Linked DNA regions of Mus musculus: all the other regions are linked to region 1. A link is a loop called in an ENCODE intact Hi-C map of the cell type or tissue named here. Cell type or tissue: gastrocnemius. All regions are shown on one strand. Region 1 has its middle 52 kb from the start of Gm30471. Region 2 overlaps Gm30633 (a long non-coding RNA gene). Region 3 overlaps Ido2 (indoleamine 2,3-dioxygenase 2).

Region 1 (8,000 bases):
GGGAGAGGGGAGAGGGGAGAGGGGAGGGGGGAGTAACCAGTTCTAATATACCTTTCAGGGATTTACCTACAATGACTTCACTTCCTCTTTTAGGCCTCACCTCTTGTCTTAGTCAGGGTTTCTATTCCTGCACAAACATCATGACCAAGAAGCAAGTTGGGGAGGACAGGGTTTATTCGGCTTACACTTCCATGCTGCTATTCATCACCAAAGGAAGTCAGGACTGGAACTCAAGCAGGTCAGGAAGCAAGAGCTGATGCAGAGGCCATGGAGGGATGTTCTTTACTAGCTTGCCTCCCCTGGCTTGCTCAGCCTGCTCTCTTATAGAACCCAGGACTACCAGCCCAGAGATGGTCCCACCCACAAGGGGCCTTTCCCCCTTGGTCACTAATTGAGAAAATGCCTTACAGCTGGATCTCATGGAGGCATTTCCTCAACTGAAGCTCCTTTTTCTGTGATAACTCCAGCTGTGTCAAGTTGACACAAAACTAGCCAGCACACCTCTCAAATGCTCTACTATCCCCAATAGCGCTGTATAGTAGCAAGCAAACCTCTAGCCTATGGAGAACATTTAGGATACAAAGCCATAACAGTCTTCAACAGAACCTGGTATCGCCTCCTTATGAAAACATAAGCTGTAAATCACTGGGCACATGTTTAACATTGAGAACATATTTATACAGTTTATACACAAATATGCTTGGACCTAATACAGAGCTCTGCGGTAAAACACTGCAGGCTTTTCCATGAAGGTTGGGAACCGTGGAAGGGTGGCGAGCGTCTTCACTGGTACATAATGCTCTATGGACAATAAGAGGCATCTCAGATGCAAAACAAGAGGATGGCAAATGGGAAAGCATATACATGTCTGGAAACATTTTGACGGCAAAACCCTTAATGATAAATCGAGAGGAAACGTCTACAGTACGTTTGCAGATGCTGGTCTAATTACCCCAATCAGGAGGGAGATAAACAGTCAGAGACTTGATGGAAAAAGAAGAACAAAGTAATGGGCAGAGGACAGAAACAGCATCCCTATGACTTGTAAATAGCCTGATAAAGAGCGCACAGCGCATGGAAAGAAGAATCCAAAGCAATATGGCACTCTCACGGCATTTCCATTGACTGAAACCTCAGAAGCTTCCGGCACACTGTGGGAAGGCTGTGGGAAAGTAGGGCTCTTGTGTGCAGTGCCGGCAAGTGACAGAGTCTGAAGAGCCTCTGATGGGATCCCTGGACACAGCACATGGAATAGTAGATGTATCATCTTTGGACCAGCAATCTGCTTCTGGTAGTTTTCTAACAGTATATATTTACTCCTGAGGATTCAAAATAATAGATACTGGATGTTATGCACAGCTGGTATCTGTCATGGCAAAATATTACAAACAAAATGTGCACCCATAGCTGTTAAGATGTAACACTCCTCAAAGTGAAATATCCCATCCTGGAGGGAGGCTCCTTAAACTTGAGAAGTAAAACAACTCTCAAGTTTCAAGAAGTTCCTGAAATTTACTAGACTAATAAGACCACCCAAAATGTGTCTGTTCACATGTACACCCACACCCACACCCACCCACACACCTACACACCCACACACGCACACACATACACACACTCTACAAATATACAGGCAGTAACAATTGCTGGAAAGAAGATATTTTATGAACAGTCAAGCTTCCTGCAAGTGGTATAGAGAGCTTTCACAGATTATCATTCATGCTGGGTCATGCTGGTGATGAAACTGCTTTTATAATCATGATCCTGTAAGTAGCCTTTCACCCACACTCCAGTAAATAACTCCAGTAAACTCACTGGTTCAGGAAGCTAGACTTGGGTGACATTCTCTTTGGTTTGTCTTTGGTGTCCTACCTAGGGTGAATAGAGATTTGTTCATAATCCCCAGGGAAAGTCATACAACAAGAGGAGACCGATTGACTGGACCAGGATGGAGAGGACCTGTCTCCACAGGGATAGAAAGGAGAGAGATTGCTCTTAATTACAGTGAGTCAGATTCAGACCATATTGCTAACAGGCAAAGAAGGATGTGAATGTTGCATAAATTTTGTTATCCTCTGCACAAAAATCCCGGGGAGATGAACACAGTCCTGGGCATGCATTTGTTTCTTTGTGTCAGGTATGCATCCTACCAATGGCACCTTTTGTTTTTACATGAAGAAAACCAGGAAGGAAAAACTTGACCCTCACACAAGAGCGGATTAAATGAAGTATGTGGCATATCCTATTTTAACTTCGGTTGTACAGGTTGGAATTTTTACAGAAGTGATGTTGGAAATTCAAAAGCCCAGAGCCACATCCTAACCTAATGCCAGCACAGATCAGGGCAGAGAAGATAACTTGTGTTAGTCCTTGCTGATTGCCGAGGGGACCTGTAAGTGGTGACCTTGAATAGTATGGAGTGGACTGTTTGCATGTGGGCCTGAGGTACAGGCACTTACAAAGCTTGTCACCTAAGGACCTACCAACACCCATCAAGGGCTACTAACTCAAGTCCCACCTCCCTCTTCTCTCTGTCTTCCTCCACAAGTATTCTACCCTGTCTGGCCTCAAGCTCCATCCTGGCCGCAGATACAAAGGAACAATTCCAGCCTTCTGGGAACTCCAACTAGGGAGACAGACAAGTGTTGAGAGAACGCTCATTCTGGTGGCCTAAGTAGTGGGAAAGGAAATTCATGGCACTTGGAGAGACGAGGAAGAAGGTCATAGCTCCTTCAATTCAGCTTTACTGAGGCAGGTTAGAACTGTTACTCTGGCTCCTTGTAGTGTGGGAGAACTGGTACTATCTCCGAAGTGGATAAGCCACCCATTCCATCTGGGCTCTGGCTAAAACATTCCCCCCTTGTCACTAGCAGACCCTTCCCACCAGGATGGAGGGTTCTGCTGTCTTGTATGACCATCGTGTTTGGCCGGTCTCAAACCTCTTAGGCAGACTCTGTCCATAGGATTATTTGAATGACTCAAAGGAGCTGATTGATGGCTGCAGTGGGAGGAATGTCTCTCTCAAACTTGACTACCCCAGGTACATTGAGAAGGGGACCTAAGTAGATATTACAGCCGTGGTCTATTAGCCATGAAAATACCCAAAGCAAGTAATGACAAAAAAAATCCAGCCAACCTGCCCCTTTCTTGCTATCTTTTAATGAATAAAAAAAGAAAAATAAAATATCTCGAGGTGAGTATTAACTTTCTTACTTCTAGTAGATGGGTCTTTCCTGGAGAGACGCTATCTAGTTCAGAGGGAATGAGCCTGAGACCGGCATTTTAAGCCAAATCAGTGCTAATTGCTGATATCTCTTGCTGCTCCAAGATGATTGAGAGCGGGACTGGATTGGCTTCTTGCTGAGAATAATTATGAGGCGTTTCATGCTATGCTTTAACCTCTGGGCTTTGGCTCAGAAAATCCCTTTGTCCTTAGTGAAGAAGTCCCCCAAAGGGCTGTGGGATTTTTGGACAGACAGCTGCAACACCAGTCTCTTCCACACGGTGGCAGACCTTCCCCGGGAAATGCGCTCTTCCGCGGCCATCGCAGCCTTAAGCAGGGTTTCACAGCAATCCTTGCCAAATGTCATTTATGTTGACTTGGCTCTGTTAATATGTCAGAGGGGATATGTGCTCAGACATACTGGTCAGGTTTGTTTATTACAGTTTCTTTTTTTAATTTAGAAAAAGAAATCAAAACAAATAAAGCTTTCACTATTTCAATGGGTGCGCATAATGGATCAATCGGAATAGTTAGAGAGGGGTATGGGAGGGAGAGATAAGGAGAACAATTGGGTGGATAGCCACAGCTGCAGCGCCCCTTGATGCAGTTCTTTCTTTCACTGTGGTGTGGATACGATCTCAGTATCTGTTTCAGGTAATTTGTCCTGGTGGGAGGCAATGCTTTCTCTTGCCGCTCCCTTTAAAATGGCAGGGGAATGATTCTCCCCACTCAGACCCGCAAGCTCCTGCTTCCTTCAGGAACTGGGGAGGCTTCCCCCAGTCTTGTGGCTGGCTACTTCCCCTCTTAGGTGCTGAGAACTGTTCTTAAAAATTGGCTTAACAAAACCAAACAACCATGTGCACACATGAATAAAAATGAGATAATCACTCTAGAAAAGAAAAATCTCTGTACATAAACCCAACTCCAGGTATGGAGATGACACAGAACTAGACAATGGAGGAAGACTTCTCCATACTAGGGATTCTGGGACCCTCACTCTCATTCCCTGGTCGCCCCCCAGCATCTAATCACCTGGTCGTGATCCATCGCTGGAGGGAGCCTGGCAGGCACAGTGCTGTTGCTGAACTTTGAGCTGTGTGACTCAGAAGGCCACCGTGGTCTCTCCAAGCAGAAAGCAGGTGTCACTAAGTGACTCACAGTCAAGCACCCAAAGGGAGGCAGATGCAAGATGCAGCTGGGGAGGAACCTTGCCTGGAAGCTGACAGCATTTTCAGGACCGCCCCACCCCTGCCCAAGTCCTACATGGCAGAGGCAACCAACAGAACAGCTGGCTTGGACTCCGGGTGGGACATGGGCCTCTTGCTCACAGCTGACTTAGTAATCAAACAGCCAAATGTTGCTTGCTGTAGGCTTTCCCTAAAAAACGATTTCTGCAGAATAATACTAAAGAATGCCACCTTTCCTCAAAGTGCTGGCTGGACCCGAGTATTCAAAGTTCATTCCCTGGCATCTATATCTGTTGCTGGAAAAGCTATATCCAGGGAAACGAGTACTGGGGAGTTCATAGAGGAAGCCGGTATCATCTTAAAGTATCCATTTTTACTGGCTCTTGAGGCGCTACTAGTGGGGGCTGCAAGGTGACTCTTGCAGGCTCAATGGCCTCTTCTGCTACCCAGGCAGGGGTCTTGGGCTGGTGAAAAACATGCACGGTGCAGACCAGACCCACTTCAGAGGGCAAATAGATCAGCAACCACCAGACTTTTGCCTAGCAAACCATCTCCTTGCTTTCTGCACACTTAAAGAACAAACAAACACACACACAAACAAGTACCTCATAGCACTAAACTTCTACCCACTTTGCAAAGAAGAAACATGGTGGGATGGGGGTGGGCAGGTCTCCCTCAGACTCTGACTTCTGCATCTAGCCCTCGGGCCTCGAGCCGTTTGCCAGGGATCAATCCTGTGCTCTTGGATACAACCACACTCTGGGCCCCTTTCTTGTCACATGAGGTCAGAGTTCCAGAACCGCCTCCTGTACCTCTCAGAAACGTCCTATTCTTTGGTTTTTCCGTGCAGGTTCCAAGCGTGTCTCATTGTCCCGTGTTCCTAAGGGAAATGAATGATTCCAGTCTATTTGTGTGATCCCTTGTAGACTGATCTTTTTTATTCCCAATTTTCCCCTTTCATTAAAAATAGATTATTTGTTCTCCTGGCGTCCTCATCCCTACTGACTCGTACAGTCTTTCCACCTCCCTTCCTGTGGGATTTCCTGAGCTCTGAGGGGAGGGATTTGTTGGAGACATCCCACTTAGACTCTCTCATCTAGTAATGTCTGGCTGGGGGTCTCTGCTTCTTTCCCATCTGATGTCCTAGAAAACCTTTCTCATGATGCCTAATAAGGCACTGATCTCTGAGTATAGCAGAATATCATTAGGAGTCATTTTATCGACTTTTTTAAAAAAGCATTTATTTAATGTATATGAGTACACTGTCAGTATCTTCAGACACACCAGAGAGGGCATCAGATCCCACTGTAGATGGTTGTGAGTGACCATGTGGTTGCTGGGAATTGAACTCAGGGCCGCAGGAAGAGCAATCATTGCTCTTTACCAGTGAGCCATCTCTCCAGCCCCCCACTTTTGATTTTTAAAGACCAGTAGTGTTTGGTTTTCCCTTCCATCTCTGGGATACCTCACTCTGGTTCTCGGCCACTGAAGTAGTGTAAGGAATGGGTTCCCTCTTGTGGAGTGGGCCTTAAGTCAAATCAGTCAGTGGTTGGCCTACTCCCACAAGTTCTGTGCCACCGTGGCCTAAGCATATTTTGCAGGCTTGGCAGACTGGAGGTCAAAGGTTTTGAGGCTGGGATGGTGTCTACATTTCTCTTTCAGTAACCTGCAGAAAACCTTCTCACCCCAAAGAGACTAGAGCGTAGGGGTAAGGGCTCCATCTCCATCAGCCCAACATCTCCCTCTCCCATGAGTTGTATGGATGTTGTCCCTGTTAATGACTGCGTTCTTACACTGGCGTCAAGACATCCGGGTGTGGGATGATTATACATTTAGGTGTTTGTGATGGTTTGAATATGCTTAGCCCAGGGAGTGGCACTATTAGGAGGTGTGGCCTTGTTGGAGGAAGTGTGTCCTTGAGGGCGTGGACTTTAAGACCCTCATTCTAGCTCCCTGGAAGCCAGTATTCTGTTTGGATGGGGACAGAGAGAGAAAAGAAGGTCTGAGGGCAGCCTCCATGGTTTCCTCTTCATACACTGGTCTGACTTAGGCTTTGATTTCTTCCCCTGTAGAATCAGGATAAGAACACTATCACAGCCAAACATTGGTCTTGGTTTATTAACAAAGTGCTTATTATTCTTGAGTTAGACTCTGAAGTCTCGTTTGCCACAGTCTCAGGCTTTGGCGTCAGATGGAGAGAACAGAATCAGGCATCTACACGGCTGTGTAAGCTTGAACAACTGGTGAGCTCATGAGTTAGAGCTATTTACTGGGATATCTGCTGTAGTAGTTGGGGATGAAGGCAGAGGAGATGAAGAGGGAAGTTCTGGAATGTAAGAGGAGGATGAGAGAGAAGATAACATATCTTAGGGAAAGCCAGTTTGGGGCAGCAAACTTCCAAGCTTCCAGGGTGAGTCTCTCCTTGCTACCATCTACTCAGGCCCTGGCTTCTCCTAGTGGGATTTTCCTCTCATAAGGTAAGAGGTTATGGAATGGGGTACTTTCACCTGGGGCCTCCATGTTAGCCCCCGTCACTCAGGGACTTCTCTGGAAGGGAGGCCATGCCTTGGTTGCAGCTTGTTTGCAAGTTGTGTAGTTTGATTGCTAATACTCTCCATGGTAACATGACCAAGACATCCCTCATCCTTGAAGCACTGAAGGCCTATGGGAGAATTCCCCAGGTGGGAGATGAGATATTGGTAGACGTAAGCAGTGTAGAGTGTAGACAAAAGTCCCTATATTCAGGGGAAGGTGCTTTCCCCCATCTGATTTGTGAATGAAGAGCAGGTAAATACTAGGGACCAGACAAAGTAAGATTAGGAAGGGACCATGAAGGGCAGAGGTAGTGATGCATTATGGGATAGGGTGTTTGCAGTACTCCTCAGGCCACTTTGGGACAAGTCTAGCCCCAGATGGAGACACACCCACAACAGTCTGTGTTGTCATGTCCTCTTGGGAACCCATGCTGTGGAAGGAGCAAGCCACAGGCTTGACTGACAAGTTAGTTAGTTAATCCATTACTGTTGCGGCCGCCAGCAGCTCGCAACATGAACGGTTCGACTGAGAAGGCTGTAAGAGAGGAATCTAGATGGGGCGAAAGAAGAAATGGAGCTAAGACAAATTCATTTTGATCAAAGCTCAAATTTTATTGTTGCGACACTAGTTATGAAGGAAGGGGGAGGGGACCCGGTTCCCGCCAAGTAATCGGGGTCCAGTAGAAAGGTGAGCACGTGGTGGCACCAACAGCAAAGCGGCAGGGTCCAGCAGTGGGCGTGGCAGAATGAATGAGCAGGAAGCTCCACCCCTGAGCAAGCAAGTTTCAGGCTGGGGGAGGAGAGACTACACATTACCAGTCTCTCCTCTTAATGACTTCTCCCCAGCATAAAAAGAATCATGTCAGACTCAATCCAAATATTAGGGAACAGGGCTGCATGTAAGCATCTAATTACATACCGGTTGACCAGATCGAAGTAACACTTCAAAGACCCTTTCCTAGTGGTTCATTAGCTCACGGTTCCCGCGGGCAAAGGAAGGGAAATGGACTTAAGATGGCGCTGGCAGAGATTTGTGACTCCAGTCAGCTACTTCAG
Region 2 (8,000 bases), 790 kb after region 1:
CTCTGGTTTGTGAGAACAAATATTTGTGGTGACTTAAATCTGTGAAAAGTGTCTCTTTTGTCTGGTTTTTTACAAGGTGCCTTTATTAAGAGTTTCATTTAATTGTGTCTATCCAATTGTCTGTGATAAATGTTAAATTAGAGCTCATGCCTTTTACTGTGGATTCCTCTGTAGTGTCTTATTAAAAAAAAAAAAAAAAAAAAAAAAAAAAAAAAAAAAAAAAACCAAATGTTCCAAGGGGAAAATCAGTGGAGATGGTGACAGGAGAAGCCTGTCGAAGCCTTGGGACAATGGGACAGTGTTGCAAACAAGCCTGTCCGTATCCCACTTATCTTTGTTTCTACTTTTTATTCTCTATCTTGTGCTAAACAGCCACACAAAGTGAGCAAAGCAAATCAGGGTAGCCACTTGAATGAGAAGCGCATTTGGGTGAATGGTAATGGCTACCAGTGGTAGTGACTAGGTCATGGTAGAGAAGGCTGTTCATAGATGCTTAACTGGCCGTGTCAACACCTGTGTTTGTTCATTGGCTTTCCTAATTCCAGAGGAAGCCTAGTGGCTGAAACGGTACCCAATTCACCTTCTCCCCGTTAGGTTCCTCTGGGCGGTCGATTTCTCAAACAGAAGCCTGGACCCCCCCTCATGGATGACAGAGCTTAGAATGACTGGCTGGCTTTCAGAATCTGATCCACAACATTCTTGTCATTATGGGAAATGTCTCACAAAACAGGAAAGCTCTCCTCCTGTTCCAGGAGACTTCCCAGGCTTATTGGCCAGGAAGTGTCACCTTCTCAGGTGAGAGGGTAGGATTTATCACAGTTAAGGGAAAGTGTTGACAAGGGGCTTTAAGTGGGGGAGGGAAGGACTCCTTTCTACCTCGGCTCTGCCTGAGCATCTGTCAGACGCGCACACGTGCATGAAGAATTTAATTTGACGGTAAATGCTGTCTGTTCTTCAAGAATGATGACATCATTTTTATGGCTTTAGCAGTGTCTGCTGCCAGAAAACTTTCTTGTCTTTGAGAAACTAATGAACCGTGTTTATGATCTACAAATGTGTACAGAGTAGTGCGGTAATAGTATCTGACCTGCTGGGGCCCCAGATCTCTGCCTTGTGTTACACAACCATGCAAAGTGAGCAAAACAGATTAGGGTAGCCATTTGAATGAGAAGCACATAACGTGTCCAAGTATAATTCTCTCCACCCAATTGGCAAGGTGTGGACACATTAACATCTAATTACACTACATTAGAAGTGGACTGTAGTTTAAGTCCCTGACCGGCCCTCTTAATCTGGGGTTGTTATAGCCGCTTTCAAGCAAATGTTAAAAGCAGGTGCTGCTGCCCTCTGTAGTCAGCAGCTGAACCATCTTGATTGTGCTGGCTCCAATTACACATCGGAAGATGTTCATGATGCCCCACCCCTACCCCCAACCGCTTATGGAAGCATCCCCAGCGAGAAACAAGGAAGCCGATTCAAGTCCAATATAGTAAGAGTTTCATCATTACATTCCCAGTACCTCTCAAGGGCAAGGCTGTAGAAACGCTGAATTGTGGAAGATATCAAGAGCAGTTCCCCTTCTGCTCTGCGGGAACTCCCATGGTGAAGAGAGGGACTCCTCTCTGTTCAAGGTTTTGCAGGAAGACAAGAAAACTGGAAGGCATGCACAGTCCTTAAGATCCTAATACCCGGCACTTCCCGATTCAAACACTGACCGCGGGGATGGATCAGCGTTTCCCAGGGGGGCCTTTACCAGCAAGCCACCCAGCTTAATGGCAAGACAGAAATATGACGTGCAGAGGTGTGAGATGAGGCTCTGCTTAAATGCATGAGTTTATGAGAATAACCAAAGGGTTTTGATATCGTCTTAATGACTTCATAAGAGGAGACCCATGTAGGGGGAAGCTGAGAAAAATTTTGTATGTAACCCATTTGAATCTCTATCCTAAGGCTGAAGAAAATGAGGACAAAGTTTGGGTCTTTCTCAAGGTCATATTAATTAAAAGAAAAGCAAACAAACAGCAAAAAAGGGTTCCTTAGATATCTTTCCCTCCAGCACTGTGAGGGTAATAAGAGATTGTAGTATGCCCCAAAATGGCACTGGATAAATCTCAGTAAGTATTGTTAACTTTGGCCTGTGTATCACTGCGGGAATGAATCACTGAGATTGGATTTTTACGCTGGAACTTGACAAATTGAATTTGCAATAAAGAGAAAGCAGGCATCCTGTAATGATTAGTATTTAGGAGAGGGAAAATATAGCCTACCGAAATGTTTAAAATCGCAATCTACTGTGCCTTCCCTTTCTACACCATTATGAACATGAGCTCACTCTTAACCAGTGGGATTCTATTAATTCTGGTTCTGCTGGTCCCTGCCAGCTGAGCTGCAAACATAAGGAACACAGGAAAACTAGAATACAAAAGGGTTTGTTTGTAAGACGTGTTCCATGATGACATACAGAAGGAATACAACTGGCTCCTAATACATCTGTCCTCAAGAGAGCTCTGGAGAACATGTTCAAAGCATGATGGCGATGCTCTTCTTCCAACACCGGTGAACGCAAGGCTTCCCGATAGATGATCCGCCGAAATAACTGAAAATGGACTAGCATTTTCTTGAAGCAATTGCCATGCCCATCCTCACCAACCGATTTTAAGGTTGCTGTGGCTGCTTTGTGCAGGTCTTTCAACCCAGCCCTTCCATTGCCAAGATGATGATGTCTATCTAGCCTTTGAAAGCCCTGTTCTTACCTTGTCTCTGTCCTCTAGGGCAATTTCAATCTGATACCCTCTAATCTTCAAAGGGTGGCGCAGGAGAGATGGCCCTTCCCTCTCTCCCTTCCATGACTTCCTCCAGGAGCTTGGTAAATGGCCGCAGGCTCTGCTCCAGACTGAGTTAGGTGGTGTCATAAATGAGCAGGAATGGCTCCCTTTCTTCTCTGTCTTTCTTTGGGGTGTGCATTATTGAGGAAGGAACCCAGTCCTCCTGCATGCACACTGGGTAAACGCTTTACCACGGAACTATATTCCCCGCCCCTAGGTCCACAGTGCATCTTACCTGCTCTTCCCTCTCGGGGCCTTAGTTTACCTGAAGCACAAGTTGGGATTTATATATATTAGGCCTACTTAACAGCCAGCTAAATTGCTTCTGTGCTGTACAATCAATAGCGGAGGGAAAGGAAAAATGTGCGAGATTGAGAAAGCAGACCATCTTCACCGCGGCTTTGGGTTAGTGTTTGTAGCCTGCTGTCTGGCACTTGTTCCTGATTGGAGTTTATTGCTCAACTGCTAATAGAGAAAATTCCAAATCAAATATATGAAATTGATTGCGGGGGTCAATTCCCAAATAACTTTCAAAGCAGAAGTGCTATCTAAGTCATCTCATTGCAAGCGATGATAGCAGAATTACACATTGCTAATAATGAGTTCAATCCGGTCACGTACATCACTCCTTTAATGGCAATGGTGGCGAAAGGTTAGAGAGCTTACCAAAGTGGCTTATTATATTTGACATTTATCACTTGACTGACCAAACCTTTCGATAACAATTTGAGGAAATGAGGTCTTCTAATTTGAAAACAAAGACTAAATGTGTTCAGTTTGAATTCTTTGGTTATGTTGAGCAAAGCAAACAACATTCTGCCATGTGATAACTCTTTTATCAAATAGAGAATGGTTGGAGAAATTCTACATGCTAAGGGAGACAGTACCATACTCAAGGGCTTGCAATTCTTGCCAAGTTTTGGAATGACAAATAAAGATTTACAAATAAAGGTTTAAGACAGAAACTCTAAAAAACACAACCCAGCCTCGTGCTCCACTTGGCTTGCGGTTGGATGTGAGCGCCCCCTGGTGGTTTCTACTGCTCTAACTGGGCTGTTGATTTCCAACAGGGCAGGTTAAAGGACTGGGGGAAAACAAAGCAAGATCAGATCAAACAAAACACACAGCAAAGAAGCAGCAACAGTCACACCATGGTATGAGGCCAGCAAAGTGATTCAGCATGGTAATGTGTGCAGCTGAACTTCCTTTATAGAATGTCTTCTCTCTCCTTCAAATCCTGTTCTCTAATTTAAACATACATGTAAGTGTATATATTTTGTATTTAACATATTATATATTTAAATATTAATATATTAATATAAACATAAATTTATATATAACAGTCATATATAAAATGTATATATAAATATACTTTAATATATGGTATATTATATATTTACATGTATTTAAAATATATGTTTATATATGACTATATAATTTTATATAAATATAAAAAGGTTACTTATGTATAAATATATATATAGTTTATATTTATATATAAATTTTAAAGTCTATATAATTATATAAATGTATAAATGTATAAAATTTACTATATATGAATATGTATTTTATATAATATATTTATGCATTTATATATTTTGTATAAGATATATTTTATATTTATATTTTATATAAACATATTTATATTTTATATACTCCACATTTATATTATATATTAAATGTGTAAATTATATATAATTATACCTAAATCAATATATAATATATGTCAATGTATTATATAATTAATAATATATGAATAATATATATTTGTATATAATTGTATACTAATATTATATAATTTAAATTCTGTGATATATACAAATTTATAGAATATATAATTACATAACTATATGTAAATGTATATATTACATATTTTTTACATATATATATAATTTCTGCCTTTAAGGTAACTTTGGCGAAAGCTCTTTGTCCTCAGCCTACAGCTCACAAGCAGGTAGACCTTTGCCTGTTCATACCAGGTGGCTGATCACATTGCTACCCATTGTTGTCAAATAACGTGGGGAAGAGGGGGTTCTGAGAAGCCACATTCCACCTCAGAGGAACTCCGTATCAAAACAGTGACTGCTTCATTGTTGGAGGGGGATGTGCTTTATTTTGTTTTGACTCCTGAGACAGGGTCTCTCAGTGTAAACCAAGACAGTCTCAAACTCTGCAGTGTGTGCTCTTGAGTGTTAAGGTCTGTTAATCTGCCTGCGCTGCTGGAGTGTTTAACCCACGTTGCTCTTCCTTTACGTATCTGCCAGTGTTCCACAAACTTCCAGTACTTCCTACTGACATCCCACTAGGGAATCAGCCCTTGGACACACAGACCTTTGGGAAACACTGAAGATTGTAGTTACAAAGAACCCCTTCACCTTCCGAATTGCACCAGTGCAAAGAATGGGGTGACCCCTTTGAGAGCTAGCCCTCCAAGGGTTTGCCACCTTGAGAGAATACCTGGAAAGTGGCCCTAAGGGGAAGCCTGTGGTCATCGCTGCTGGTGGCTTGAGCTTAGATTCCCTGCCTCCAAAATTTCGATGAATAGACTGTTGTACATTCTTAAAAACCAAATGATTTGTAGCTTGTTTCCAAATTGTATGCAAAAATAGCTTGATGCATAATATAAAGTTAATAGGCTGGCAGGCAGCTAGATGTTTTATTTAGCCCTTATTTATGAAATATCAGGACTTTTCAAAGTTGATGAGCATGCATTATATAACTGTGCAACATAATCTGTCTTCCTGTGCAGTGATAAGGGCAGTTTCGAAGAGTTGAGAAAAGAAGAAGCCATCCTGGAACATTGGAGTTAACTGGGCACTGTGGAAGTCCCATGGCTCCGTGGGTGAACACACAGCAGCACAGCTGTTGCCTCTCAATCAGGGACTGTTGCTGTATTTATTGACTGAATCAAAGTGCTTCTGTGTCGGGAATAAACCAGAACACAACGTGTTCCTGGGAGAACGAGGCAGTGAAAATACAAGAGCAACAAGGCGCATGTCTCCATATTACAAGATCAGTGACGTCAGAATGGACGGTGCCTATGGAGAAGTACTAAGGTGACGCTCAACCACTCAACTGTACAGGATGCAGAGGAAGAGGAGGAGAAGAGAGGGAGGAGGAATGTCTCACTTCCTCTGTTCTCTTGTTCTTGGGTTAGTTGGTTTTTGGTAAAGTTTGCCAGTTCAGGTCACCTTGTTTCGTTATTTATTAGTCTCATTCCAAAGGAGAAAATTAATACTTGTTCAGGAAAGTGGCATAAAATTAAAGAATGCTCAGAAGTGTGCTAAGCTTCTTCAGGGATAAAAGGAATTTTCTGGGTTTTCAATTTCCGTTTTCTACCTATGAATGATGGTGAGTGGGCCCTGTAAGAGTTCTACAGTCGATGTAGAGAGAAACAACAGCAGGAGGCAGAGGACGGCTTCCCTATGTTCCTCACCCTTCGGATTGCCAGCCTCTGGAGGGGTCATTTGCTCCTCTGATTATGTCTCAAGTGCAGCATCCCTGGCCTTCCCATCCCTACCCAGGTTCAAGGGATGGAGACAGAAGGTTCCAGATGCAGCTCACCTTCAGCCACACCGGAGTTTCTGCAGAAAGAGCTGACCACGCTGTGAACTAGAACCCCAGAATCTAAATTGAAGAAAGTTTTCAACAGTCAATTTTGGAACGGGCTGCATCTATATTGTTTGCTTCAAAAACAAGGAATTGGGTTAGGGTTATATGGAATAATCTCTTTGAATCTTCCAACCCGGAGGCTGAATTTTATATATAATGATTCTTGTTGGAATACATTATGTAAAGACGTGTCTCTGTATATTCAATTGTTAATTCTGTCCCGGCAGAGATCTAAGTGCTGGCAGGATTCTGGTGCTGTCATTCCTAAGGCCCATCACCAGGTTTTCTATTGTGTAACTAGTCCTTCTTCATTTGCCTTCTTCATTCTTCAAGGCAATCTAGAATTGTATCTAATTGACTGTAATAAAGATCTGATGGCCAATAGCTGGGCAGGAAGTGAAGGGCTCACCTTCTGGCAGAGAGAGGGACTTTGGGAGAAGAATTAGAGGCAGGAGACTCAGCCCTCTGACGATGAGGTGACCACGTGGACCAGAGCCAAACAGAATGGCGGGGCTGGACACGTGATAGGACACAGTGCCAGGATTGGTTGGGTTAGAGTAGCCCAACAGAAGGCCCAAGCTTTAAGCCTCTGTGTCACTATTTAAATTACTGATGAGTCCAAGATAGCCCCACCATAGACTCTTTTTAGAGGCTTCTACGTTGGTTTTGTAGAGAAAACTTCTTGTAACATCACCTGTCAATAATAATAAAAGCCAGTGACCAATGAGCTGAGGCAGGAAATAGGTACAACACTGGCAGGAAGAGAGAGGATTCAGGGAAATAGTAAGAGATAAAAGACTCCGTGAGAGAGCCCCGAAAGATGGAGGGAGGGAGAGGAGACTGGCATAATGAATTAAATGAACTCAGGGAGACGGGAAGGAAGAAGCAGACAGGGATAGAAGGAGATGTAACTAACCAAATGGTAGACATTGGATAGTTGGAATGGGTTAAATAAGTTAGGAGCTAGGCAGGGACTGAGCCAAAGCTCATAGTCTAGGCATTTAAGAATAACTAACCAGTCTCAGGGTCCCCATTCCAGGAGCAGGACTGGAAACGGAAAACCAGATATGATCTTTTAACCAGTTTTTATTGCAGATACATCTGTACTGCCTGCCACTACTGTCTGCTGCTGCTTATGAATAGTTTTGCACATTAGTGTGTGCTTAGATGGGAAGGCTTCCACTAAGCCTTCCCAGGCTCTCTGACCACACCCACTTTCATCCAAGGAGAGTTTGATGTTTTTGATATCTTTGCTCCCACATTCAGAAAGCTCTCCCTAGGATTCTACCACACACATCTGCCTGCTTGTTTCCGTGCTGGCTTTTGCAGTACGTAGGGCCTGGCACATGTTAGAGCAGTCCTGTCTGACAATATAAAAACTGCGAACATAGTAGAAAGAGAACTCAAGACACTGGAGAGAGATGGAAAGTGGTGTGGAGCATAGAAACTGAATTAAAAGCCCAGAATTATTCCTGACAGAAGAGCAAATTCCTAATGATGGGAGCAGGATATGGCTTCCCTGAGGGACAATGGGGAAGGACCATCCCAACAGCTGAGAATAGA
Region 3 (8,000 bases), 950 kb after region 1:
CACTCATTCATTCATTCATTTTACATCCCGATCACTGCTTCCCCTCCTGGTCCCCACCTCTTAGGGCAGGCTGCATGTCCAGTACTAGACTGCAGCAGAAGTCAAACAAAATGGCGTCTTTGGAGGTTCAGTCTCTCATAATGTCACAACAGGGACTCCTACCCCCTCCATTTTCAAGAGTGTATCTTATTTTTATCTTTTATTTTACTTCACATGTTGTCTTGGTTACGGTTGCTATCACTGTGAAAAACCAACCTGACCCAAGCAACTTGAGGAACAAAGCATTTATCCATCGTATGCTTCCACACCGTGCTTCCTAATCAAGGGAACTCAGGACAGGAACGCCAACAGGGATGGCACCTGGAGGCAGGAGCTGATGCAGAGACCGTGGAGGGACGCTGCTTACTGGCTTGATCCTCATAGGTTGCTCAGCCTGCTCTCTTATAGAAACCTGGACCACCAGCCCAGGGGTGGCTCCACTCACGATGGGCTGGGTCCTCCCCATCAATCACTAATTGAGAAAATGCCCCACAGGCTTGAGCACAGCCCTGCCCTATGAGGGCCTCTTCTGCACTGAGGAGCTCTCCTCTTAGATGATCTATATGTGCTGAGTTCACATAAAACTCGCCAGCGCTCTAGACAGGATCTGTCTCTCTGTCTCATATCTCTGTGTCTGTCTCTCTCTGTCTGTTTCTCCTCCCCTCCCCCTCCCCCTCCCCTCCCCCTCCCCTCCCCCTCCCCTCCCCCTCCCTCCTCTCCTCCCTCTCTCTCTCCTTCTCCTCCCTCCCCCTCTCCCTCTCTCCCTCTCTCTCCTCCCTCTCCCTCTCTCCCTCTCTTCCTCTCCTCCCTCCCCCTCTCCCTCTCTCCCTCTCTCTCCCTCTCCTCCCTCTCTTCCTCTCCCTCTCCTTCTCCTCCCTCCCCCTCTCCCTCTCCCTCTCCCTCCCCCCATCTCTCTCTCTCTCTCTCTATCACACACACACACACACACACACACACACACACACACTTTTTTTTTTTTTTTTTTTTTTTTTTTTTACCCTACAGGTCCTTTGTATATATGCTATGATTTCTGGTTTAGTGTTTTGTGGTATCCTGAGTGTGTGGATGCATGTGCACTTACAGCTGACTTTTTGTCTCTTGGTGTGTGTGTGTGTGTGTGTGTGTGTGTGTGTGTGTGTGCATGTGCCTTTTCCCAGGCTCCTTTCCATCTGTTTGTTTGTCTTGTCCAACTTAACATGATAGTTTTTGTTTTCTCTTACTTTATTTTATTATTACCCCTTAGAAGCCTGTTGGTTTTCCAGTGTAACACAGAAGGTGGTGGATCTGGGTGGGAGGGAAGGTGGGCAGAAACTGAGGGGAGAAAAGGGGAAGGATATATTATGTGAGGGAAAATTATTTTTAAGAAAAAGATAATTAATGATGAACCTAAGCATACGTCTCAGCAACAAGATCTCTGCATAGAAACCCAGCTAACCCTGTAAATTACTGCTGTAATCAATAAGAATGTAGTTTACCAAAGGGCTGGATTCCAAGTTAACGTTTAAATACCTGCTTCATTCTATAAGGTAGAAACAAACAGCGCAGAAGTAACTAAATAAAAAGATATGTTTGCCACACACAAGAATGCAAATAACTGTTGATAAAACAGAATTTAGGCATCTGCCTTCCTTTGGAAGAAACTCAAGGAACCCTGCGCATGAAAATGCAGATGCTGAATTCTCACACAGGGAAACTGGGTAGCCAATGAAGGTGTATACCAGAGAGGGGTCCTTGTGTCAAGACAGCATGTGACAGATAAAGACCACCCAGCAACCGTGACAAATGAGTTAGAAGAAGTCATCAGGAAATGCAGACTAATATTTTATGCTGCTTCTAGTCCCTTGGCCTGTTTTCCTTCCGTGATAGAAATTGCACGTATAATATCAGAATCCATACTTAATGCAGCTTGAACTAAGTCCCCATTTGAGGGTTTGGTTTCTGTGTTTCTTTTTGTGGTTCCTGCTAAGGCTCCCGAGAGACAGCCAGGCCCCTGAAGAAGAAAACCAGGGAGGGAACTTTCCAGAGAAAAGGAAGAAGAGACTAAGGGCACCCAGAGCAGAGAGACACACCCAAAGGGAAAGAGCAGAGGCCACTGCAGAAAACCTGCTCCTTTAACCAAATCTAAGGAGAGACCATGTGGACGTTACCTGCAGGAGGGAGATTGAATTCATTTGCTATCTCATAGCACATGCAGATGATAATAGATGAGTTAAGAACTTAAGTATAAAAGATGAAAACTTCAGAAGAAAGTATGGGGGATTATATTTCCAACCTGTTCTTCCTGAATCATTTCTTACGTAAGAGCTAACGAACAGTCCTGGGACCATATTTCAGTGGAGAATTTTTGCTTGCAAATGGCATTAAACAAACCTTATTTGTACAACTATGTTAGGCTGGGCAAAGGCCTGGGGACTTGGCTTGCAGCGCAGTGGGCCTCCGATGTCCACAAAAGGCATTTTTATGGACCCTACATGCCTGGGAAGGAAGGAAGGATGTCCTGAGGGAAACCCAGGATGCTTGCTGAAGCTGGGCTCTAAACACAGTGATTGGTTATTGGTAAAATCTAGTTGGGGGTTTGGGAGTGGAGGGAATCCACCCAGCCACGCTCTCCGAATCACACACAAAAGCAGCCCATGCAGACCAGACTCCGTGCCAAGGACACGCACGACCCCCTGCCTATGCCTTCCAGCGTTTGATTTTGTTTTTAAACATGATCTCTCTTTTATGGTAACTGTTATAGTATGGCAAGCGCCTCCCCTTGCTGACTCTGTACTGCTGGCAAGGTGCCTGCATAGAGGCAAGGTGGTGGCGACCTGTTTCCGCTCCTCAGTGCCACACTGAGTAAGGATCATCGGACAGCCCTTAGCCCCTTAGCTGTGTGTCCTTGTCTGATAGGCTGTTGTCAGCCTGCTTGTGTGCCAGGAACACTGCCCTTCCCATGGCGTCTCAGCACTGGGGATGAAAACTCACTGAACACTGGACTAAACTGTCCTCACTAGTGCCCTATTTTGACTGCAAGTATTTCAGAGGCTAGGACATATCCTCCATCCGGAGACGCGAGGAGGGCGTGCCCACACTAAGGGCTTCATGGGATGGTGTGGAGGATACTGTTGCCATCTTTGAAAAGTGTGGACACGTGTCCTTCTCCTTCGCCACGTGTGTGAATACAGCTAGTTCTAAAACCTTGAAAAAAAGTCATCACATAGAGAAATTTGTCTCAGGATCAGATGGCTTGGAAGGAGTCTAATTGGGGAGCTCTCCGGGTCCTTGGACCTCCTTCAGCGGATCATGAGGGTCTTTCTGGATTTGTAACATGGTCAGAGAGGAAAAGCAAATGACTCTTGAGGGCCTTACAGACGCCCCCACGGGACAGCCCTGCCCGCCAGCAAGCCTAACCTGTATAACCAACATTCCCCCTTGTGGCCCATCCAATCTCCCAGGCTTCGTTAAGAGATCAGCATGCCAAAGTCGTATCTGGACCCTGGAGAAGGGAAGCTACCCCAACCACACGAAACTATAAAGAACGATTCTAAAAAAAATATTTCTGCCGACTGGAAAAAAAAAAAAAAAAACAATTCTCTGACTGGGACGCTTTACGCTAAATATAGAACACTAGCGCCATCTTGTGGAGAGATGGACCACCATCATCCACGTAGGACCTGCCCAAGTCCAGGCCACTGGAGACGCTGCTCCAGTATCTTACCATGCATTTGGGCCAAGGCTCTGGTGATATCCTGGATGGAGAGTCTCAGCTGCTGCAGGGCTTCTAGCAGGGTGTCCTGACTGTGTTGCCGAATGGCCTCCATTCCCTGAACCAGGGCCTAGGAATAAGATCCACGTTCTCAGTTGAGGTGCTACGAAGTAACTTTTTTTATTAAAACCCCCGCGGGATGCAGATCGCCACGGAGTAGCCCACACTACTGGAATATCTCTGGAGCGTAAATTGTGACATCAAGAGCCTCAACACAAGTGCTTTCTCATTCCTTCTGGGTTTCCCATATCACAGTCGTTTCTACTCTGGCATCCCTACAGATATGCATGGATATGCCTTTATCTGCCTTTCCATAAAACAGTCTTTTTCTTTTTGACCTCTGAGTCTCTAGCTTCTGCAGGTCCATGAAGTGGAACAGCTAGCGCAGTGGGTGTCTGTTGCACTCAGCGTGTGGTACCTGGGTGTAGACGGAGAAGTCGGTTCACTCCAGGCTAAAAGGGCACTGACACCACAGGCTAGAACTCAGATATGTCTCTTCATCGTCAACCCTAGGAGGAGGAGGCCTCTGTCTGTCCACGTGGGGAAAACCACCATAGGGAGAGGGCCGGGTGAGTAAGAAGATACCTTAAGGCCGGGCACTGCTGCCTTCTCCACCAAGACTGTCACTAGGATGAAGCCCCGCAGGCTCTCTCCCCCCGGAAATGAGATGATGGTTTCCAGGTTACTGGAGGAAGAGACCAAGAAAAGAAGAAAATCAGATCAGTTAGAGCCAAATTCCTATGACCTGAGAACTATGACCATTATGGGTGTGTGCCTGCGTGCCTGACTAGAGTTCTAACCCAAGGATGAATTGCTGCCACAGAACCGCGGCCGGAAGCCTGTCATTACCACATCCAAACAGTAGGTGGAGCTCCAGGAACGCTACAGAAGAGGGGCAGGACAGACTACAGTAGTCAGAGGGGTTGAGAACGCCAGGAGAACACAGCCCACGGAATCAAAAACAAGCCGACCTCATGGGGGCTCACAGAGACTGAAGTGACAATCACAGAACCTGCATCGGCGTGACCTACGCCGTCTGCTCATATGTTGTGGTTGTGTGTAGTTTCGTGTTCCTGTGGAACTCCGAATAGTGGGAGTGGAAGAGTGTCTCTGACTCTTGCCTGCTCTTTGGATCCTTGTCCTCCTAGTGGGTTGCCTCATCAAGCCTTGAAATGAGGGGCTGCTGTTTGTAACTATGTCAGGGCAGGTTTGGAGGATAGCTCCAGGAGGCTTGCTTTTTTTTTTTTTTTTTTTTGGAAAAGTAGGAGTAGATCTAGGGAAAGGAGAAGTGAGAGGAGGACTGGGAGGAGTAGGGGAGGAGAAACTGTGGATAGAATATAATGTGTGGAAGAAGAAGAAGAAGAAGAAGAAGAAGAAGAAGAAGAAGAAGAAGAAGAAGAAGAAGAAGAAGAAGAAGAAGAAGAAGAAGAAGAAGAAGAAGAAGAAGAAGAAGAAGAAGAAGAGGAGGAGGAGGAGGAGGGAGGTCATTTCTAATCAACCTGCTGCTGTCCTGTCTTCCCATCAGAGCCAAATCTGACCTGATACAGAACCCAGATGAGTATCTGCACACATCTGCGTTGTCCCCAGCATCTCAAACATAAGCAAAGCCCAGCCTCAAACCTCAAAACAGCAAAGCGGAGGTGAGTCACACATCTCCTCGGTCCAGCAGAGGTGTTAGCCTGGGGAATATTTGCCATCCACCTGTATGCTCCACAGAGCTGAGGAGGGTGTGTGTGTGTGTGTGTGTGTGTGTGTGTGTGTGTGTGTGTGTGAGAGAGAGAGAGAGAGAGAGCGCAGGATGTGACTCTGGCTCCTCTGCTAGCTCTGCTCCCCGGGGAAGGTGGAGCCTATGACTATAGACCACACCTACTCACAAGGGCTCCAGCCCATCAGGTAAGAAGGGATTACAAAGGGACCCTTCTGTCACTGTGACCTGCCTGTTTCTGGCCTTTTGCTGATGTTCTTCAGAAATAAGAAATCTCTGCCAGTTTTCACAGAGCCACGGTTTCTTTTCTTACACTACACTTTTTTTTTAAATCATGGACATACAGGAAAATGTGGTTAAGAAAAATTAATCCCTGCACCCCTAGAAGCTAACCTCCATCAGAGCTACTGCTTGGACTATTGACTTTTTAATGCACTTCGAATTTTCAGGAGTTCATAGACAGCTGATGCTATTCCATCCATACAGCTGACCATGCCACCCTCTTGCTTTATCACAAGCCTTTAAAGGTAACAGTGGGTGGTTCTAAAGGCACATCTTACCTGATTTCCAACGGTCTGGTCGCATAATAGTTATTGGTGATAACAAAGAGAAAAAGAAAAAAAAAAAGAAAACAACTTAGTTAGTAACCAGATATAATTCTTGAGGTCCCGGGTACCCAGGCTCCCACACTCATCTGCAATGCCCTGGCACATGTACGGATCAGGACCCACCTAGGATGGACAGTGAGCCACTGGGTGACAGCAGAAACCAGATCTCACTTGACAGCCCGTGTCGTGTGTCTGTGTATGTACACATTCTTGCTTGCCTCTCTCTAGCTGCCTCTCGGTGCAGACCCCACTTCAGTTACTCTAATCCTACCCACCTGTTAGGAGTGGCCTTACATCAGCGTCTGGTCAGGCACCATGCTTTCCCTGCTGTTCCCCCTGGAGTTCTGAAGATACTGTTTATGTTGTTCTTTGACTTGTGTTAAGAGCTACTTTGTCTCAATACTGAACTGTTTGGGTGGTGGGGGTGGAGGTGGGGGGGGGTGTTGCTTCTATTTCTTTCATTTCTTCAAAGCACTTAATAAGCCCTGGGTAGACATCTTAAAAGACTCAGGAAGATGATGGCTCAGAAGAAATACGGTGGGGGAGCTCCAGGCTTGCATTTGCATCTCTGGGTGCTGTACCTCACTTGATGGGACATTCATTTCCTGGGGTTGTTTTCAACCCTGTCACCTCCCTTAAGACTTCATCTCCCAATTTCCCTTGAATCACAAACCCAGCTTCACAATAGTCCAGGCGCACATATTTATCATCTCACCTACTCCAATTCTAAGTTAGATTTAGTAGCTTTCAATGCAGATCAGTTTTTCGTTGCTGTATAATTGGTCAAAGACCAAGTCAGGCCTGGTTGTGCATGCTGTTAGTGGCAGATAGTCAAGGGGCTGAGGAGGTCTAAGGATCACCAAGTCAGGGACTGCTTATGCTACAGTGTGAATTTCAGGTCAGCTTTGGCATTGTGAGAGAAACTGTATCTAAATAAACGCTGAAGAGAGGGCTGGGGATAGAAAACAGGGGTGGAGCTCCTGCCTCACAGGTGAAGGTTCATTCAGTCCCCAGTCACAAACAAGCTTATCATCAACATATGATGCCATCATGATACCATTCATCATATAGCATCACCATACAACATCAACATCGTATGACATCATGTAACATTATCATATGACATCATCGTCATATGACATCATCATCCCAGAAAGCATGAAGTTCTAAGGCTCAGCAGACTGTAGATAAGAGGAGCCCTCCCCAGTTCTTAAAAGGAAGGGTCTCTTGAAAGGGTCCACAGCAGATCTCAACCATCTCTTTCAGCACTGCATGGCTACCTACAACCAGCATGCCAAGAAAGGTCCCTTTATGTCCAGCCTGGACTTCTTGTTTGCTGTTTTAATTTATAACAAAAGTAAATGCTGCCTTGCGTCGACCGCCTGAGACAGATTCAACTGTGAAAATGAAGTTTCCATGGATTGGTTGTTTGTTGAAAAGTCAATAAACAGATGCTTTTGTGCCCGGGACAAGTGTGGAATGGTGTAAACTAGACAGAATAGATGGTGTGAATCAGAATTCCACCCACGTGAAATCATTTATTCAGAACCATAGAGATCACCTCCAGACACCCCATCCTAACCTGACTTGAATGGAACACAGAACATGCTGAGAAAAAACAGCCCAGTGTCATTATTACAGCTGGAGGCTGACAGTCTGATTAAGAGATCCAGATGGGCACTGGAAGCAGCAAGCCAGTGTGCCTGAGAGCCCAGGAAGAAGAAATGTCTCAGGTTTAAATGTGTGCATTCCCTTTTATTGGAACCCTAAATTAAATGAATGGGAGCACACAGCTCACTATAAAACAGCCCTAAGACCCTGAGTCTTTTCTGCGAAGACAGTTCAAGTCCTGAGTCTTTTCTCAATCTGCTGCTAACTGAAGGAATCCTTTCCCTCC

What was found. A loop is a pair of places that touch in the nucleus more often than their neighbours do. Peaks named below come from ENCODE experiments on the same cell type or tissue, not always from the same donor. Only the 100,000 strongest peaks of a DNase experiment are listed, where the experiment ranks them.
Region 2: it touches region 1 in a loop (7-fold over the local background); 19 of 42 quality-filtered maps call a loop at or near these places.
Region 3: a loop joins it to region 1, with 5 times the contacts of the local background. A loop is called at or near these places in 11 of 42 quality-filtered maps.

What each region holds. Positions count from the first base shown.
Region 1 is chr8:23,592,939-23,600,938 of GRCm38, forward strand. No RefSeq gene overlaps it. Among named protein-coding and RNA genes, the nearest start is that of Gm30471, 52 kb to the right of the region's middle. In gastrocnemius, no CTCF peak of the experiment used is centred here; a DNase peak (open chromatin) is centred at 3,493.
Region 2 is chr8:24,382,777-24,390,776 of GRCm38, forward strand. It overlaps Gm30633 (a long non-coding RNA gene), which reads left to right. Exons shown (of 3, transcript XR_378810.2): 2 at 3,896-4,086; 3 at 5,575-8,000. Among named protein-coding and RNA genes, the nearest start is that of Gm30633, 4.6 kb to the left of the region's middle. In gastrocnemius, a CTCF peak has its summit at 3,855 (motif pointing left); a DNase peak (open chromatin) is centred at 3,853; H3K27ac peaks cover 361 bases.
Region 3 is chr8:24,542,765-24,550,764 of GRCm38, forward strand. It overlaps Ido2 (indoleamine 2,3-dioxygenase 2), which reads right to left. Exons shown (of 10, transcript NM_145949.2): 5 at 6,056-6,070; 6 at 4,376-4,475; 7 at 3,743-3,860. Among named protein-coding and RNA genes, the nearest start is that of Ido2, 30 kb to the right of the region's middle. In gastrocnemius, CTCF peaks have their summits at 3,683 (motif pointing left) and 4,656 (motif pointing right); DNase peaks (open chromatin) are centred at 2,824, 3,417, 3,681 and 4,656; H3K4me3 peaks cover 755 bases; H3K27ac peaks cover 937 bases.